2 separate regions of the Homo sapiens genome follow, and region 1 is linked to region 2. A link is a contact called in ENCODE Hi-C or POLR2A ChIA-PET data. All regions are on one chromosome and are shown on one strand. Each heading gives the region's core, a stretch centred on a gene start or an enhancer-like site at or near the end of the contact. The rest is flanking DNA. Distances are from core to core; before and after follow the strand shown.

Region 1 (4,497 bases), core at 1,426-3,925, 160 kb before region 2:
TTATACATACAGTTTTAGAGAAAATGAAACTTTAATATGATTCCACATAAAATGGTGAGCCATGCCAGTAATTCTTATGCCCTTCATATGCAAATAGTTTTATCTTATCCATCAATTATCATGTAAACATAGTATCACATGGCAAATTTCCCTGTAATACAGTACAGTACCTGTATATAATTATAGGTGCATTTTGCCAATGCAACTGTTACACAGAATTGTAATTAATTCCTCTGAAGACTACTGTGAGAGTTTTGGATACTGATGCTGTTTTTGGACATTTATTACTGCTCTTTAGTTGGCTTTTTGCTATGCCTCAGAGACAGATGTAAAATTAGTGTCTATTTTGAGCCAGCAAACAGTACATCTTTCCTCTTGTTTATTGAATTGCAGAAAGGAATTCTTTGGGCTCCCACTTCTTTGTGGTTTTGAAGTAACTGTCTGTTTTTGTGCCAGCCATGTAGCTCCAATACATGTCTAAAATTTTGCTGAGACTCATGCAAAGGGTGGCTTATTTGACCTGTAAGGACTGAATAGAACTTTGCTACGTTATATGGGAACTTCCAGGCTTTTAAATGCTGAATAAAAAGATATATATCATAAGTTCAAAAACAGACACTGGCCTAATATATTCTGCCCAATGAACCTCATTTAAAACCAGTATACGTTGGTTATTATACAAAATTGAATCTCTTCTTTGCAGAGACAAAGCTACATTATTAAGATCTCTTCTGCCAGTGGTGATGATGGTGGGCAAACATCAAAACAGGTCCAAATGGGAAAATGAGCTTATTTTTATTTCATAATGTAAGTGCGGCTAAACCCATCAAGTATTGGCCATTCTAGAGTAAGAATATTTTATGGTGAAAATTTCCACAGTACTTGTACTAGGCAAATCCACTGACTAGACGTGAGGGAACATTTTAAAGGAAAATCCTGGGATTTAGAAGTCGGGGCATGGGGTAGGGATCAGGAAGTGCAAAGTCCATCTCAGTGCATTTAATTTTGATTGTCAGATGGTCAACCAGAAAGAGCAGAATGAGATTGTCTCATTTGAATTCAGATATAAAAACTATGTTATGAATTGTTGTACCTGGATTTAAAAAGGGGTTGGGAGAGTGGCACACCAGCATAATGGCATATGGAAATGCATATCCTAGTTAACACAGCGCTAGAAAAGATGGCATACTGCCTCTGTAAGTGAATTTGACAGCAGTTATTTATTTAGTTTAAAAGTATTTACTACTATTTGTGAGCACAAACCCTAAAGGTTGTGAAGTATTGTTGTCCTGTGAAGGTGATGGATGCTGTACTCCTGACCCTATATGGTGAGACATGACTTCATTGCTTGTTTAGATTGTTCTGATATTTGGGACTCCTCAAGGGCTGTTCATAAATCATTTATCTCTCTTTTTTTTCCACAAGAAAATATTTCAATTGTATTGCTGCAGGAACACTCACGTGTCACACGGGATATTGTGGTCCATGCAGAAAAAGACCTTAAAAGGCATGGGTTTTTTTTTTTTTTTTTCCAGGATAAAGGCCTTTTAATGCCTGTCCAGCCTTAGATAATTTTATTCACTCCTTCTGGACCTTTCTTTATTCCTCCTGTGCCCAGAGATCAGTTTTTAGGAGGTGGGTTGAAAGCTTCCCAGGCCTTAGGAGCTTTTGTTGTAGCCCCCCCATTCCCACTCCCCCCTACCCCCAGCATTCTGAAAATTTGTAAAGAATCTTCTGCTTGTTGCTAAGAAATAGTTAAATCTCAGTCACCAGGAAAAAAAAAAAGAAGCACATTATTGATTGTACTAAGGTATATCTGGACCACACAGCTAGAGCAGAGATGTTAGAATATCTCTCTTTTTGTAGATCTGAGGGCATTACCCAGCCTGAACTTGCCTAAGCCCTTGTGGTCACACCTCTTGAAAAGGTTTTGTTTCCCCCGTCAATTGGTATTCAAACCAGGTCAGCAGATTCTGTTTGCCCGGCTCCGCTGCCGTTTTCATTTTAATTTGCACCTGTTGTGCAGTTGTTCGGAAGGCAAGTGCAGACCCGCGGATTATACAAAGATCATATTATGAGCAGATATGCACGGTGTAATCTTTTTGTCCCCAGCTTCACATGACAAAAAAAAAAAATCTCTCTCTTTTTGTTCCTTTTTTACTCCCTGGGAACCTGTCAAAGCAAACAGATATGACTGACTAAAATTTGTAACTAGACATGTTTCCAGAATTCTCCAAAAGCATTATGAACCTGACACACAATCCTTTTCATTTTTTTCCTCCTTTTCTGCCACTTTTGTATAATCCGATAGCTGGCAAGAGCCACTTGAGATAGCTCAGTTGATAACTTAGCGGAGGATTGCTTTATTAGGCGCAGAGAAATCAAAATGAACCTGAAAATTGTTTGCGCTTTTTTTTTCCACAGCCTTTTTTCCCCCTTTCTCTCTCCCTCTTGTTCCCATGATGTCATGGTTCTAACTTGTTTTTTTGTGTGTGTTTCTGGAGAGTTGGGTTAACAGTTCTTGGCAATCCTGTGTGTGCGTAACGGCTGGTGTGTTTCTCTAGCTGAGCTAATGCCCCGTGTTTATTACTCTAATCTTTCTTGTCTGGTGGTAAAGTGGACAATTTATGTACTAGCATGTAGGCCGAGAGCCTGTGAGGGCTGACTAATTCAGAAACAGCCACCTTCAATTGAGTTCACAGACCTTATTTACAGGCTGTCTATTTTAAGAAAAGCTACTGAGCATTGCTGGGACTGAGGGCTGCAAAAGCAGCCCGCCGGTTCTTGTGAGTTATTTTAACATTTGTGTTGGTCTTGCCTGTGTCACTTTGAAATCTTCTGTAATTATGACACTATGAAGACATCTCAATAGTAGTATTAATGGCCCAGAAGATATGGCTTTTCCTCATTTTCTGCTTAAAAGATTAGGATATAAATGGCCTTAGCACATGACGGTTGACATAGAAGAAAGAGTGAAAATTCAGATGGAGCAGGTTTGTGTATGTGTTTGTGTATTTGGGTAAATAGATGGACGTGTGTGTGTGTGTCTACTGTTTCTAGGGAAAAAACCACAGTTAATATAGTGAAGTCATCTCGTATTTATAGTACAACATTATATAGTAAATACTTCATGTCTCTAAGCTAATAAAATTGTCTATTGTAGATCTATTTTATAAGTTTTTGTGGAGTATCGAAAGTACATATTGCAATACGTCTCTTTACATATGCAGTATAGGCATAGTTTGTGTGTCTATGTTTCTGTTGCTTTTTAGAATTTCCCATCATTTTTAGGAAAAAATTGTTTAAAATCAGAAAGAGCACCCAGCTATAATTGAAAAAGAATAAAAATGCTAAAACCTGAAGGATATTAATTATATTTTCCTGACATGGTTGAGTAATTCAGTTATGAAAATATTAATTATTTTCCATTTAACTAAACAATTAGGGGTGGCTGATGTTTCTCAACAGAGTGTTTAGAGAGTGTGTTTTGTGCTTCTTCTGCAGTGGTGAACTATGACAATGTAGTGGACACAGGTTCTGAAACAGATGAGGAAGACAAGCTTCATATTGCTGAGGATGACGGTATTGCCAACCCTCTGGACCAGGAGACGAGTCCAGCTAGTGTGCCCAACCATGAGTCCTCCCCACACGTGAGCCAAGCTCTGTTGCCAAGAGAGGAAGAGGAAGATGAAATAAGGGAGGGTGGAGTGGAACACCCCTGGCACAACAACGAGATTCTACAAGCCTCTGTAGATGGTCCAGGTAAGTGTCTAAAATCACTTGGCCTCTTCCTGTACCATCTTCACATCTTCAACTAATCTGTTCCACCTAGCAGATCGCCCACAACCAAATAATTAAAATATTTCTTTCCATTGAGCCCTTGCAGAATAGAGATACCAAAGCTGGTGACAGATTATGAAGTGATAGTAATGTTATCACATTGCGGCAGTTACATCTTAGGAAGGGATTATATTTCAGTTTTGATGCAAGTCAAACATGAACCACACTTTCAACACATAACATGAGGTATTTGCACCACATTTACAATGTGCAAATTATGTAACATGATCAAGATCTATACTTTCATGATAGGAAATGGAAGCAAATGTAAAAACTCACAACATATATATGTATATAAAAATATTTTGTGTGGAAATTATGTAGCATTTCAAACCAAATAACTGTCAGTTTAATGTAGCTTCAGTGTCTGTCTGACACCTCCTATTGGAATTCAATCGTTTAATGATTCCCTTTTGTTAAGTGTGAATGTGATTTCACACTTTTACCTGGTCAGGTAGCTTTCTTATTATTTATCAGCTAAGTACTTGATAATGATTCCTGCTGTTTGGTGGGACTCTCAAGGGAAGTAAAAATGGTCCCAGGCCAACTATAATAAAACTAAGGTAAATTATATTCAAACTAAAACTTCCGACAACACTGTGCAAACGGGAAATGTCTTGGTCTAAAATTCACTTATGACGGAGAATCGCTAAGGTA
Region 2 (4,596 bases), core at 10-2,509:
AGATATTTATTTCTTACAGTTCTGGAGACTGGGAAATCCAAGATCAAAGTGCTAGCAGATCCTTTGTCTGGTGAGGGCTTGCTTCCTGGTTAGCAGATGGCCACCTTCTCATTGTATTGCCACATAGAGAGCAGAGAGGAAGGAAATTCTTTGGCATCTTTTATAAGGGCACTAGCCCCATTCATGAGGGCTCCTCCCTCAAATCTTAAATACTCCTGCCTTAGTCTATTGTGCATTGCTATAAGGGAATACCTGAGCCTGGGTAATTTAGAAAGAAATGAGGTTTATTTGGCCCACGGTTCTGCAGGCTGTACAAGAAACATGGCACCAGCATCTGCTTCTGGTGAGGGCTTCAGGGAACTACCATTCATGGCAGAAGAAAGGGAGCAGGCATTAGAGGGAGGAAGAGAGAAGGGAGGAAACCATTAGGCTGTTTGTAACAATCAGTTCTTGTGGGGAATTTATAGAATGAGAACTCACTCATTACCATGAGAATGGCCACCCCCAAGCCATTCATGAGGGATCTGATTTCCTGATCCAAACTCCTCCCATCAGGCCCCACCTGCAACACCTCCAATACTACCAATATTGGAAATCAAATTTCAACATGATGTTTAGAGGGAACTAATATTCAAACTGTATCACCTCCCATTGGCCCCACCTTCAAATACCATCACACTGGGGATAAGGCTTTAACATAGGAATTTTGGGAGACAGAAACACTCAGTCCATAGCACTACAGTTGTTATTAAGTATAATGTATTGAAATACCTATTTAGAGCATGTGAATGAATTGTAATCAAAAGTTTAGATCGCTATTAGGGCTAACTCACCTCTCTCTCTTTTTGTCTTTCAGTTGCAGGAAAATTTTCATCTGTTTTACTACTTAAATATAACTTTCAGGAGATTTTTAAAAACCTAAGTCCTATTTCTCCTGTGGAAGTGTTAAAAATCCTAAGAAGCTTTCTTGAGATAAAGTTTGTCCCCTTTCAATTATTAAATGTGCTTTTCTCTTATCTGTGAATTTCACCTTCAGTTTACTGGCAACTGCTTTTTTGTGTTAGGATCATAGAATTATGATTAACTCCTTGCAATCTGGCTTTTGTCCCACCTCTGTACTGGAACTGCACTCGTGAAGGTCACTGGTGACCACATCTAGCCAAATGTAGAGGGTTATTTTTCTCAGTTCTCAATCTCCTTGACATGCTAATGTCACATGACCTTGGCTTTTCAGCTACATGAGCACTTTCCTTTGAAGTCTCTGCTGCCTACTCTTCTTCCTGTAATACCTGTCTCTGAGGTGTTAGGGTGGGTTTGTACTTTTCCTTTGCTAGGCGTTTACTTATTCCATTTTGAATCTTATAATAACTTTAGTTCTTCTTGTTTAGCATTTGTATCACAGATAAATCATAATTCTCACACTCTGATGGGTATTGCCGGTGATTCTCAGAGTTCTATTTCACATCATTGCCTATCACCTAAACTCTAGTCCTGCACTTTCATCTTAGAATAGATCCCAAATCATCTCCTTCAGATTATTTTTTTTTCCTCTAAATATCTGCATTTCTTTTAAAGAAGCATTCTCTTAATACCTTGACATTTTTAGTGTGGTGTCCTTTATGCTGTGTCCCTTACCTTCCAATACCTCTAATGTCCTTGAGCCTTTCCTGAAAATGTTTCCTAAAATTGCCCCATGTTCTTCATTTCTTTCTTTTCCCCAAAGTACTTTATAGTTTGTGAAACACTTACAAATGTATTTTTTTCTTGATTTAAAATAACCCATACAACAAATTTGTGAAGTAGGAAGGTCAGAGTTTATTAAATAAGTCTGCAGATGGGGACATATGTACCGAAAGTAGTAGTGACTTGCCTGAGTTATCATTGCTGGTTAAGGGTAAAGCCATTACTAAGGCCAAGGTAAAGTGAATTTAAGATTATACCTGTGCCCAAAGCAAGTGACTGTTGCAGTTTCCTCTTAAGAGATGTTTCAACTTCCAGTCCTCCTTTAATTCACTTTACTTACATTGCTAGATTAATGTTTGTAAAACCAATCACAGTAGCAGCTACTATCGATTGGTACAATGTCTCAGTCACTGATCTAGATATCATCTAATCTTCAAAACTACCATGCAAAGTAGATATTGTTGTATCTATAGGTAAAGAAAATTTTATGGATAAGGAAATTGAGGCTTACAGAAGTTAAATAACTTGCTAGTCATTAAGTGTGATGGGGCTGTGGGGTAGTGATTTCCACCCTGGCTCCCAAGCTCTGATTCTTTTTTACAACCACTTTTTGCCATTTTTCAAATTCTGGATGTTACCCCTCTTTCTAAGAACTTACTATTTCTTCATTTTGCTACTTAATCCTATTTACACCCCTTTATTAACCTTCTAGTATCTTCAGTAATTTGTTCATAAGTTTCCTTTCCATCATTTTCTCCAGTAACCCTCCACAGTGAACTCTGCTCTTGACCTTGTTCTCTTCTCACAATGACCTCATCTAGTCCTACTTTCTCACTTTCTTAGCTGGTTATTTTCTCCCTTTATAGAATTATTTCACCTCAAATTCTTTACGTATTCCAGCTCTTTACCTTCTACTTCTCAACTCTTAGTGAGCACTTAGAGCATACAGGGTGCCATGGTAGGAGCTGTGAATATAGATGAATGTGTGGGCCTTGTTGGAGAGGTGAGCAGTTGATGGAAGGAGTCAAACTGGATTCTCCACTCTGATTTGAGAGTGCTGGCAGAGGGTGGTGTGCCTAGGTTGCTAGGGATGTGATTAATTTTACCTGAGTAACTGAGGAAGATGTGAGTAAGAATGGACATTTGAGCTGTAACCTTAAAGGAAGAGGAGGAGGTCCTCAGTTAGAGAAGGGGTGGGAGGAGGGCATTCTTATTTTTTTATTTTTATTTTTTTGTTGAGACGGAGTCTCGCCCTGTTGCCAGGCTGGAGTGCAATGGTGTGATCTCGGCTCACTGCAACCTCCGCCTCCCGGGTTCAAGGGATTCTCTTGCTCAGCCTCCCGAGTAGCTGGAATTACAGGTGCGTGCCACCACCCCCGGCTAATTTTTTGTATTTTTATTAGAGACAGAGTTTCACCGTATTAGCGAGGATGGTCTCAATCTCCTGACCTCGTGATCTGCCCCCCTCAGCCTCCCAAAGTGCTGGGATTACAGGTGTGAGCCACCGCGCCTGACCGAGGGTATTCTTGAAAGAGGAAATATTGTATGAATACAGGAATGAAGTTACAGATATGTTTCCCATATTTTGTAATGTGAATGTTAAAGGCATTTGTTGCAAGGCCATGCAAAGTGGTGTATTGCTGCCAACAGGCCTCAAGTGACTGGACTTCCCTTGGTTGAATCATCCCAGTTCAAGGTCTGGTCTTTGACCTTATACTTTCAGACACCTGATTTGCTGAGCCCACTGGGAGTGGGTCTGTCTTAGGAGTGGGCTTGCATTAACCAAGATCTTGGAAACTGATACATGGATATCTATATATTTATATATGTTTGTCAGTGTGTCAGTTTATTAATTTCCAATGAGAAATACAACTGTCAAGTAGATTGGATTGCTTATCTTGACAAATCAGTACACTGCCTCCCTGTCTTCCTGTAGACAGGATTCTTGGGAAGCCAAGTTATTAATATGGAGGTCAATTGATTGAGAAATACAGCTGTCAAGTTTACCCAGCATTTCTGACCATTGCGCTCCTTCTCTCCTGGCAAGATACATGGGAAGTCACATTACTGGAAGACCACATTTGGAGCATGGAAAGAGATCCAGGAAGGATATTTGTTTTAAGAAGTATCTCTCACCTGAGTTAGCTTGAGGCAGTCTTACCCACTATAGGAATATCTTTGCCAAGGAAACCGTTATTGGAGTCAAGTCAGCCACCACTTTCCCTCTCATGGTAGCTTAGCTTGACCTTGTCAGCATTTGCCTAGGTGACTTCTTGGATTTCGTTCCTGACTAGCCTCACCCGTATTTCCCATAGCTTCTGGATGGGTGCATTCTCCTTTTAGATATGTTTAAATATTCTGTCAAGTTACAGGGAAGTCTCAAGAGCTAAGGAAGCAGGGGAATTTTCGTATCTCTGTTTTGATCCATGTGGTTTTAATTTTAAGTCACATTTCCTTATTTTCAGTTACTTGGGACCAAAATCAGGGCATGATAAATAGCCCCCTGAAAATATGAGATTTGGTGGTGGTGGGATGTGGGAAATAGGCTAGAAAGGAAAGTTGGAACCAGATGGTGAAGGATTTTGGGTGCCATACTAAAAGTTTCAAAGTATTCTCAATTCAATTCTCCTCCTCACCTCTCTAATTAGTTTTTTTTCCCCACAATAAGATTGTCTTTTCAGCTTTTAAGTTTTTGTTATCTGTATCCTACTATAGAATATGTGATATTGGCTCTCAGTGGACCCTTAGGAGATCATATAATTTATCCGCTTTGTGTTTTGACAAATAAATATTAGGTGTTATTATCTGCATTTTAAACATGAGGTACGAAGGCTTGCAGACTTAAGTTCTGCTTCTCTTCTTAGTTCAGGCTATTTCTACAGCTTCTTTTATCCCTCATTTGTTTTAGAAAAG

The links. A loop is a pair of places that touch in the nucleus more often than their neighbours do. ChIA-PET counts read pairs that join two places held with the same protein, here RNA polymerase II (POLR2A). Pooled maps may share reads with other maps.
Region 1: a pooled map shows a loop between it and region 2 (2.9-fold over the local background). The contact joins two enhancer-like sites. A Hi-C loop is called at or near these places in 1 of 37 single-sample maps with no recorded cell type and 2 of 50 pooled maps. POLR2A ChIA-PET finds 5 or more read pairs at or near these places in 4 of 52 experiments (GM12878, OCI-LY7, WTC11 and 1 more).

The regions. Positions count from the first base shown.
Region 1 is chr2:144,429,034-144,433,530 of GRCh38, reverse strand. ZEB2 (zinc finger E-box binding homeobox 2) reads left to right here. Exons shown (of 10, transcript NM_014795.4): 3 at 3,505-3,762. Among named protein-coding and RNA genes, the nearest start is that of ZEB2-AS1, 88 kb to the left of the region's middle. RefSeq lists an enhancer at 1,286-2,999. Within about 2 kb of position 2,675, at least 16 of the 41 ENCODE cell types and tissues checked have a DNase peak (open chromatin) inside an H3K27ac peak, as active enhancers do.
Region 2 is chr2:144,264,019-144,268,614 of GRCh38, reverse strand. The region is part of intron 1 of QTMAN (queuosine-tRNA mannosyltransferase); the gene reads left to right. Among named protein-coding and RNA genes, the nearest start is that of QTMAN, 66 kb to the left of the region's middle. RefSeq lists an enhancer at 1-736. Within about 2 kb of position 1,259, at least 2 of the 41 ENCODE cell types and tissues checked have a DNase peak (open chromatin) inside an H3K27ac peak, as active enhancers do.